2 separate regions of the Homo sapiens genome follow, and region 2 is linked to region 1. A link is a loop called in an ENCODE intact Hi-C map of the cell type or tissue named here. Cell type or tissue: heart left ventricle. All regions are shown on one strand. Each heading gives the region's core, and the rest is flanking DNA. Links, peaks and the distances in the headings are about the cores only.

Evidence for each region. Hi-C counts contacts between places; a loop is a spot of excess contacts. Peaks named below come from ENCODE experiments on the same cell type or tissue, not always from the same donor. Only the 100,000 strongest peaks of a DNase experiment are listed, where the experiment ranks them.
Region 2: it touches region 1 in a loop (3-fold over the local background); 19 of 110 quality-filtered maps call a loop at or near these places.

What each region holds. Positions count from the first base shown.
Region 1 is chr4:2,218,114-2,223,482 of GRCh38, forward strand. All of the region lies in intron 3 of POLN (DNA polymerase nu), which reads right to left. Among named protein-coding and RNA genes, the nearest start is that of HAUS3, 21 kb to the right of the region's middle. RefSeq lists a silencer at 2,017-2,106 and an enhancer at 3,048-3,972. In heart left ventricle, for the core only: CTCF peaks have their summits at 2,081 (motif pointing right) and 2,280; a DNase peak (open chromatin) is centred at 2,088.
Region 2 is chr4:2,351,989-2,357,357 of GRCh38, forward strand. ZFYVE28 (zinc finger FYVE-type containing 28) reads right to left here. Exons shown (of 13, transcript NM_020972.3): 2 at 1,945-2,085. Among named protein-coding and RNA genes, the nearest start is that of ZFYVE28, 64 kb to the right of the region's middle. In heart left ventricle, for the core only: CTCF peaks have their summits at 1,599 and 2,395 (motif pointing left); DNase peaks (open chromatin) are centred at 1,623 and 1,803; H3K27ac peaks cover 532 bases.

The DNA.
Region 1 (5,369 bases), core at 163-5,162:
CAGTCTCTTGGGGAAAAATAAAAAATAAAAAAAGGTGGCCAGGCGTGGTGGCTCATGCCTGTAATCCCAGCACTTTGGGAGGCCAAGGCAGGCGGATCATCTAAGGTCGGGAGTTCGAGACCACCCTGACCAACATGGAGAAAGCCCGTCTCTACTAAAAATACAAAAAAAAAAAAAAAAAATTAGCCAGGCATGGTGGCGCATCCCTGTGATCCCAGCTACTTGGGAGGCTGAGGCAGGAGAATCGCTTGAACCTGGAAGGCGGAGGTTGTGGTGAGCTGAGATTGTGCCATTGCACTCCAGCCTGGGCAACAAGGGTGAAACTGCCTTAAAAAAAAAAAGGCACTAATTTGTCCTTTACTTGCAAGGGGATATCCTACCTATCCTCAGACCACTGAACTTCCAAAAACTTCATGGTTGTGGTGGGCCCCAGAATATCTGTGTGCTTATCTCCCATGTTTTGGACAGCAAGACAGCTAACAAACTTGCCATTTCTTGCTTATGCTGATTGGCATGATGTCATCAAAACAGTGGGTGGCGGGATAACATAGCACTGGGGCAAGGTGCAAATTTATATTGTCCATTCAGAGTGAATATTTCTGCAGGGATGGAAAAGAATGTGTTCACCAAATCAATAATTGCATTTCATATACCTGAGGCCTTGTTAATTGCATATGCCACATCCAGCCCACCAGCTGTCATTAGGGCTATAACTTGGTCACAACTATTTGTGGTGTCAATTGTTATTCTCCAGGATCTGACTTCTGTGAGCACCTACCTGGTGAATTAAATGAACATATGACAGGGACCACCCTGTGCCCTGAATCCTGTAGGGGTTTAAGGATGGCACTAACTTCTGCCATTTCTCCTAGGTTGCCATATTGCTATACTAATTCACTATCTTTGCTGGGAAGGCAGTTTCAGCGTCATCCACTTGAGCTTACTCACTAGGAGAGCTCTCATCCTCAGGCCAAGGAGCCAGTACCTGAGGGTTCTTCCAACAGTCTGTTCATTCCAAATAACATGTGGGGACTTGGAAAATGGCTTCGGAGTGAGCCCTCCCATTATAGTGTAATCTGGGCCAAGGTTCCATTTATTGCTTGAGTCCTTGCGCCTCTGACGGAGAAACCATGATGATACTTTAGGTCTCCAGGTATCAATATCATATGAATGTTTCAGTATCCCTTTCCCCCTTGTATAAGTTCCCAGAGTAAATGGCCACAGGTTTCCCTGGCGGAAAGACAGGAAAAATAACTGCCATATACACTCACTATGGTGTTGCATAATCCTTCCTCCTGGGGACCTGGCCTCTCCTTCAGTCAGTTGGTTCCAGGTCTGAAGTCACTTTACGAGAACTGTATCTACCCTGCTTCTGACAGGCAGCACCACCTGGCCTCTATGTCAGGATCCTATCTCCCTGACTGTTATCAGGAGGCATCTCCTATTATCAGCCCTGGTCTATAGCAGACACCACTGAGATTCTCAGTGAAGCCGATGCTCCCCACTCCCTCATCAGCTTTCATTATTGCTTCGGTAAATAGAGCATCCAGAGCGCCCTTCTGCAGAACAATGTTACCTGCTGAGTTTCCCAGCCCTCCACAATATGGCCATTCTAGCATGTCCACCTCTCCTGGCTTTTCATGCCTTCTTTTACCATCTGCCCTGGCAGTTCTAATCTTTCTCCTTCACTTAGTATGAACCCTCTCCTACAAGGAACTAAAAGCCATCCTAGCAGTATGTTGGCACCACCTCTTGGAATCTTCATCGGGTTGTCAAATCCAGTGTCTCTGAAGTGATCCCGCATAAATAAACTCTCCCTTATCCAACCTTAGTTCCACCTGCCTTGATCCAGCACCCTCAGACCCAGCCCACCATAGGTACTCTCCCAGGCCTGCTTGTATATGGCCAGTTAGGTCCTGCAGTTCCTTTGGAGTAGAATCTCTTTCGTCCCTGTGCCAGTTATCAACATACTGTCTCCCAGCTACAAATTCGCCTCTCAGCTACAAATTCACCCCTCGTTGCACCCCACGCCCTACAGAAAATACACCTCCTTTGCCACCTGGCACGATGTTAAGCTCCGTCAGCAGAGGGTGCTAGAGGGACGCTGTCAGAGATGAGGCCTCTGCTGTGCTTTGCTTTGCTTTCCTTTCTTCTTGCTCCTGCAGCTCTTAACCAGTGTACTAGACACCCATGAGCAGCCCCACTGGCCACTTCCCAGCTACTTCTGCAGACATTCTAGCCAGCCCTCCAGCAAGTTTCAGTCAATCCCCGTGGGCAGCTTCCTACTGAGTTTCACAAGCACCCCTACCAACTTCTCAGTGAGTTTAGTGATACCCCATAGGTGGGTTCCCACTTGCCAGACTGACTGGCACTTCAGCCAACTTCTTGGCCACCCAGTGGGCTACATCCACAACCTCTGACAGTCTGAATCTCGGCCTTGAGGGGAGAGACCCTGCTAAATTTGTCCCTTCCTTCGGCACCCCACTTCAGCCCTAGCAGGGGAGGCTGCTCCCTGTCTGCTCTTGCTGGATTCTTTAGAGTTTTCTCTAAAGCTATTCCTGGTAGCTACTCCTGCTAGTTAGTAATGCCTTAAACATTCCCTGTTCAAATTACTCTACGGTTTCTGTCCCTTGACTGGACTGTAACAGGCCCAGTACTTTTCGACAGGGTTATTTTGTGACTTAATGACCAGGAGAGGAGGAGGGGGCCGCAAAAAAGAAAAAGCCTGAACAAAACATTTATGAATCTTTTCACAATTTCTTATGAAATGACATACGTATGCATGTGTATAACTATACAAAAAGATCTGGGGAATTATGAACTTTGTTTGTTTTTTCTGTTTCTCCCTCCCCATCCCAAAAACTTCTCCTGAAGTATTATTACATAATGACGGAGCATGTCTTATTTTTCAAGACAGAAGCTCTCCATTGTTCTCCAGCAAAGGTGGGGGGAAGCGCTCAGGGTGGGGCCATTTCTGCAGGTCTCAGAGGTATCTGATACTCAAGATTTATTTTTTAAATAAAATTTATTATTATTATTTTTGAAACAGGGTCTCACTCTGTTACCCAGGCTGGAGTGCAGTGGCACAATCTCAGCTCCCTGCAACCTCCACCTCCCAAGCTCAAGCAACAGTCCCCCTTCCTCAGCCATCCAAATAGCTGGGATTCCGTGCCATCATGCCCCACTAATTTTTTGCAGAGATAACTGTGAAAGGAAAATAAAATCTTGGGAATCCCAAGTCACTAAGCTAAAGGGAAAAGTCAAGGTGGGAACTGCTTAGGGCAAACCTGCCTCCCATTCTATTCAAAGTCAAATTCTATGCCTCTGAGGTTCACCTGAGACAAATGGGGATCTGATTGCTTCCCCTCCCCACTGTTTATGTAAAAATACAGATTCACTAAATTGTGTATTCAGTGGAAGGCTGATCAAGGACTCAAAAGAATGCAACCTTTTGTCTCTTACCTACTTTTTGTTTGTTTTTGAAACAGAGTCTCATCCTATCCTTCAGGCTGGAGTGCAGTGGTGTGATCTTGGCTCACTGCAACCTCCACTTCCTGGTTCAAGGGATTCTCCTGCCTCATCCTCCCGAGCAGCTGGGATTACAGGCACCTGCCACCATGCTCGGCTAATATTCGATTTTTAGTAGAGACAGGGTTCCACCACGTTGGCCAGTCTGGTCTTGAACTCCTGACCTCAAGGGATCCACCCGCCTCAGCCTCCCAAAATACTGGGATTACAGGGGTGAGCTATCGCACCTGGCCCCTCTTATCTAATTCTAACCTGGAAGCCCCCTCTTCGAGTTGTCCCGCCTTACCAGACCGAACCAATTACATCTTACACATATTGAGGTTTCATGTCTTCCTAAAATGTTTAAAAGCAAACTACCCCCAGCCACCTTGGGCACGTCTCAGGACTTCCTAAGGCTGTGTCATAGGCATGTCCTTAACCTAGGCAAAATAAACTTTCTAAATTGAGACCTGCCTGTTATTTTGCATTCACATGGGTTTCGCCATGTTGCCCAAACTGGTCCGATACTCAAGATTTTTTTTTTCTTGGCTCCCTGTGGTATTTCAATCAAGATTTAAATATACCAATCCAAAGGTTCCCATCCTGTATCTCAGGGTCTGGTCCCTCTTTCCTCAGATCAAGACCTTAATCTTGGCCAGGTGGAGGTGGCTCATGCCTGTAATCCCAGCACTTTGGTAGGCTCAAGATGCCCAGGAATTCGAGACCAGACTGGGCAGCATGGTGAAACCCCATGTGTACTTAAAAAACAAACAAACAAAAAAAAAACTAGCCGGGCATGCACACCTGTAGTCTCAGCTACTCAGAAGAATCACCTGAGGTCCGGAGGCGGAGGTTAAAGTGAGCCTGATCAGACCTCCAGCCTAGGTATCACCAAAAAACAAAAAACAAAACAAAACAAAAACCCCTAGCACACCACCAGGGCTGAAAATTCAAGTTTCTCTGGAGCAATCAGGACTAAGTCTTGGGTCTACGGCTACAGGCTGTCACTTTATAGGCTGCCCAGGAAGCCCTCTGGCTTTCACGTTTAGCCTTTAATTGCTTATCACCCACGGCCTTTTTTTTTTTTTTTTTATTTTTCCACAGGATCTATTATTCCCAGCCACAGCCATCCAATTCCATTGTCTTCAACTGCCTTGTACTTCTCAGATGTGCAGTATTGTCCCAGCTGGTGCAGCTGCTCCCACTAGTAAGCCAGACAAACCCACCTTGAGCCAAAATTTTAACTCCACTGCTACCATCTGTATTGCACCCACAACTTGTGATGAGGTCATCAGTGCCAGCTTACCTGCGGGAGACCAAACTCCAAAATCACATGTCTACTTTCTCAGACCACTCCTGCCACCAACTGTAGCAGATCAGGTTCCCTGAGACTGAGATTTGTCAGCAGAAAGTTTACTGGGGAGTGGCCTTGGAGATCAGAAGAATGGAGCCTGGGGAAGCTGAAATGTGATACATTGCAAGAAATGCCTCAGCCAATGCCACCTGACGAGGGGGGTTGGGTTGGCACAGATATATACAAGCCATAATTACAGTCATGCAGGGATATGTTCTGAGAAATGCATCATTAGGTGATTTCATTGTTATGAAAACATCATAGATCAAGGGTCCCCAACCCCTGAAGTGAGGACCAGTACCTGTCTGTAGTCTGCTAGGAACAAGGCCACACAGCAGGAGGAGAGCAGCAGGTGAGTGAGCATTCCCACCTGAGTTCCGCCTCCTGTCAGATAGGCAGCAGCATTAGATTCTCATAGGAGCAAGAACTGTACTGTGAACTGCACATGCAAGGGATAATAGGTTGCGAGCTCCTTATGAGAATCTACCGCCTGACGATCTTAGGTGGA
Region 2 (5,369 bases), core at 137-5,136, 130 kb after region 1:
CCAGGACCCCCAGCGTATATCATATCTGCACATACTCAAGTCCCACGGCTGGACCAGCGGAACTTGCACAGCCCTCCATATATGTGGGTTTTGTGTCCTGAGAATACTGTATTTTAGATCCAAGTTAGGTTGAAACAATGCATGTATAAATGGACCTGTGCAGTTCAAACCATGTTGTTCAATGTCCAGCTGTGCTGGGCGTAAGGTGGGCCCTGTGAGATGCCCTCAGGGAGCTGGGAGGAACACCGGGGAGCACACCTGGATCTGCGGGGAGGAGAAGCTGAGAGCCTCCCCTGGGGGTGCTCAGCACAGACATGGAGCAGGATGAGGCCGCCATGTCGGGGGGTGGACAGGAAGAGGCCAAGGACTGGGCGTGGGACCCACATGGAGGAGGCTGGGGGAGGAAGGGGAGATAGGAGGAGGGAGGAAGAGGGGGAGGCGTGGAAGAGGGAAGAAGGGTCACAAAGGAGCCAGTGGGATACGAGATGAGCCAGAGGCAGGGCCCTGGAGCGGAGTGGACAGAAGTGAGCCCGAATCAGATGATGCTGAGGGACCTGGACAGTGTCCACACCCTCTCAGTTCCTTCAAAGACCCCAGCAGCAAGGAGAAGAACCTGAGTGTTTAAGGCCTTCACTATGCTGGGAGCATCCCCCTCCAGATCCTTCTCACAGGGCAGTTCTCACGGTGATACATCCCAATTAAAGCCTGTGGCAGCGGGAAGCCTGAGAAGGGGCCACCTAGCTTGGCAGCCCCCACCTCTCAAACTCACTTAAAACCAGGCTTTATCATCAACTCTGTCAGTCAACAAAAAAGCACACAGGTCACAGAGCATGTAAAGGGAACAGAGCCCCTCCCCAAAGGTTGCCATGAGGAATAGCATCTGATCCCCCTTCCTCATCGGTGGGGCCACGGGGCAGGTCTAGCACCTCTCCTCCGTGGCACTTTCCTCCTCCAGGCTCCAGGGCCCCCAGCACCTGTCCCCTGGGCAGAAGGTCTTTCTAACCTGAGCTCCTGGGGGCAGGGACTCTCCCCACCCACAGAGGCTGTCCCTGGAGGGGCCAGAACATCTGTGGGAACATCTGAACACATGGAAGGTGGAGGCTGCCACTGAACAGCCCAAAAAAGAGCCCAGAGCCTGATCCGGCCAGAAAAGTTGTCCTGGCCACACACAGGGCCCTAATGCTGCTGAGTTCCCACCGCAGCAGGGCCAGGCCCAGAGCCAGGGCTGGGGTGCAGCCAGCTTGGCCACTTTGCAGGAGCCCCACAGGGTGGGACCCTCAGGACCACGGTGACACAGTGATAGACTCCCCCCTGTTGGAGGAGCATGTGTCAGGCCCCACCTCCCATGGCCGCAAGGATTCAGCAAGACCCTGTGGGAAGAGTACACCAAGAACATTCCGGAACTTTGTGAAAACCCCTCGTCATCACTTGATAAAACTTTGCAGCATGCCGTTTGCCGTTGTGTTGGAAATGCCTCTGAGTGCTTGGTGTACTGGGAAGAAAACCTCGGCCAGGGTATTTTTAGCGGCAGCTTCCAGGGCCATCTGTCAATTATGCAGCAGATGCTGGCAGCACCATTAGTCAGTGGCAGAGTGTGACCACTGCATGGTACCCAAGCTCTGCACCAGCACCTGGGCAGGCCCACCCCTCCCACACTGGCTGCCCCTTGGCTCAGAAGCCTGCTCACTCCGCACCCCCTGCCCCCGCTCTCCCAGCCTCTGCTCCCCCAAGTGTCCCGTGCGGTTTCTCACTTCCAGCCCGGCTACCCACCCCACGCATCCTGCCCGGGATGGTCCCTCTTCCTGGGCCTGGCTTCTCTAGCACCCGACCCTGACAACGCCACCACAGGGGGCCAGCAGGTGACAAAGCCTTGGTCTACTGAGGACAGGCCACTCTGTCCAATGCCCAGCGGGGCCAGCCAGCTTCTGCTGCCCCGTGGCTCACCTGACAGGAGCGGAACTGGCTGACCAGCAGCGTGCACCGCTGGGGGTCCTTCCGCCCATCCAGGCTGTCCAGCTCCGCGGCCACCTGGTTCAGCTCCTCGTCGGCATAGTAGAACCGGGCAAGCAGCTGCGGATCCGACCTCTGCAGGAGAGAGGGGCCAGGGCCATGAGTGGGTGGGGAACTGGAGGGGATGCCTCGGTTGGTTGCCTTGTCCCCAGGCCATGTGTGGGCTCAGCCTGGGACCTTCCACCCTGAGCAGCAGCCGGCTCTTTTATCAGCTTTCCACACCAGGATCTAGAGGGAAACAACTAAAGCTGAGGCTCAGGCTGCCAGCTCAACCCCTGATTCAAGGGTCCCCAGGGCCCCTGCATTTCACCCCAGGACTGTGGGGAATCCAGATCCTTTGCTGCACCCCAGACACAAGGTCCTCACGCTCCCTCTGGTGGAGAGCCCACAGAAAAGGGGCTCTGGGAAGAGTGGGGTCCCCGGCGCTCCAGGCGACAAAAGCAGCTCTCAGGAAATTTTTTTTTTTTTTTTTTTTTTGAGATGGAGTTTCACTCTTGTTGCACAGGCTGGAGTGCAATGGCACGATCCCAACTCACTGCAACCTCCGCCTCCTGGGTTCAAGCGATTCTACTGTCTCAGCCTCCCCAGTAACTGGGATTATAGGTGCCCGCTGTCATGCCTGGATAATTTTTGTATTTTTAGTAGAGACGGGGTTTCGCCATATTGGCCAGGCTAGTCTCGAACTCCTGACCTCAGGTGATCCACGCGCCTCAGCCTCCCAAAGTGCTGGGATTACAAACATGAGCCACTGTGCCCGGCCAGGAAATATTTTTTTATTCACAAAACCAAAATATGAAGTGGCCCAGAATAACAATAAAATTTACTACACTTAAGTGAAGAATGATTGACAGTGCATCATAAACCATTTCCCATGATTCAGAAACAATTTGCCACACACCCCCCACTTCTCTAGGAACTTCACAGCATCTCAGTTTCCACACCAGTGCACTGTGGCAGGAAACTCTACGCTCAGAGGTTCCCCTCCCACCAAACACGCAGGGGCTCAGAAGCTGGTCTTCAACTGCAACCACCACACGCCCCAACCCCGCCTGGCCTCCTTGGTGCTCTACGCACACAGCACGGCCACCGTCCCTTGGCACGTGAGGTTCCCACTGCCCCAGGATGCAAACAGCTTGTTCCCCTGGATCAGAGTTTCGAGGATTCAAAGAAGCCCCTTACAAAAGTGATGAAGTCCTTGAAAATATATATATATATATATATATATATATATATATATATATATATATATATATATATATATATATATATATATAATGATTCTTCTTTTTTTTTTTTTTTTTGAGACAGAGTCTCACTCTGTCGCCCAGGCTGGAGTGCAGTGGCGTGATCTTAGTTGACTGCAACCTCTGCCTCCTGGGTTCAAGCGATTCTCCTGCCTCAGCCTCCCGAATAGCTGGGATTATAGGCATCCATCACCACGCCCGGCCAATTTTTGTATTTTCTGTAGAGATGGGGTTTTACTATGTTGGCCAGGCTGCTCTCAAACTCCTGACCTCGTGATCCACCCGCCTCAGCCTTCCAAAGTGCTGGGATTACAGGCCTGAGCCACTGTGCCCAGCCTATATACGTATTTTTTGAGACAGGGTCTCACTCTGTTGCCCAGGCTGGAGTACAGTGGCATGAGCATGGCTCACTGCAACCTCCGCCTCCTGGGCTCAAGAGATCCTCCTGCCTCAGCCTCCCAAGTAGCTGAGACTATAGGCACACATCACTATATTCAGCTAATTTTAAATTTTTTCTAGAGATGGGGTCTCCCTGTGTTGCCCAGCCTGGTCTTGAACTCCTGGCCTGAAGCCATCCTCCCACCTTGGCCTCCCAAAGTTGCGGAGATTATAGAAGTGAGTCACTGTGCCTGGCCTGAACCTATTTTTATAAAAAGGACTCTTTATAATCACAGAGAGAAAGACAGAGGAGAGGAGAATATACCAAATCGCGCACAGTTCGAATGCGCTGGCCGTGTTCCCCACAGACTCCCATCTCCGTCGGGGCCGTTTCCTCCGTGTGCTCTGGCCTGCCACCCCTCCCCTCTGTGTGGCCTTGGCCAGGGTCACTTTGTCCTGACTCTTTCCTGGCCCTCCAGTCCTCACTCTCTGGATCAGCTCAAGACACTGGCCCAGACCCCTGGGGTGGGGAGAGCAAACCCCAGTGAGGCTGAGCAGACCCACACGAGGCCATCCACTGCCCCCCTGCCTGGGCTCCAGCGACGGCTGCATGCACCTGAGACCTGGGCAGCCAATGGGAAGCCTTCCCTGGGACTGTTCACAGGAGGCTGACGGAGCCTCTGCACCCACTCGCTCTCCGGCAGATGCTGCCTGAGCAACCACTCTGCTAGGAGCCGATCTGGACCTGGGACACAGCCCAGAGCAAGACAGACCCAGACCCCGCCCCCCCGGCAGTTGGTGTGCCCGCCCCCTCCCCGGCCGTTGATGTGCCTGCCCCCCCGGCCGTTGGTGTGCTCACAGATGCCAGAGACACAGAGATGGACGGTGGGCACTGGCTGCCATCTGCTCCCACCCTCTCAGCACCACTGCTGTGTCCCTGCACTTTGTGCCTTTCTGGAAGTAAACACATTCCCTCCATGGGCCCAGGCAACCCCGGAGAGCCACAAGGTCGCAGTCGCCCAGCGACCCCTCCGTGATGAAATGGGAAGAAGAGTGGGGTTGGGAGGCAGGAGACACTCTTAACCTTGTTCCTGCTCTACTGCGTGGAAGGAGAGGAGGGGAGGCGGGGAAAGTGAGGCCCAAAAGGCCCCTCCTGGCCCTTCCCCAAGGCCCGAGCCCCAGGGAGTGCTGCACTTTCGAAGCCTTGTAGCTGTCAACTTACAGATGAGCAACTGGGCCCTTGACCTTTGCTTCAGATGCAAAGGTCATTTTTTTTGAGACGGAGTCTCACTCTGCTGTCCAGGCTGGAGTACACTCTGCTGCCCAGGCTGGTGTGATCTCAGCTCACTGCAACCTCCACCTCCCAGGCTCAAGCAATCATCCCATCTCAGCCTCCCAAGTAGCTGGGATTACAGGTGTAATCCCACCACCACATCCAGCTAATTTTTGTATTTTTAGTAGAGACAGGGTTTCACTGTGTTGCCTGGGCTGGTCTCGAGCTCCTGACCTCAAATGATCCATCCGCCTCGGCCTCCCAAAGTGCTGGGATTACAGGCGTGAGCCACCGCACCCAGCGCAGTCCCCAGAATTCTGACCTTGCTTATGGGGTGACCGCCAGCTTCCCCTCCCCTAGAATTCTGACCCAGCTTCTGGGGTGGCCACCAGCTTGCTCACCTGGGCCCGGGACCTGCCAATGCCCCTCCTCGCTCCCAAGGAAGAGGGGAAGAGCCAAGAACA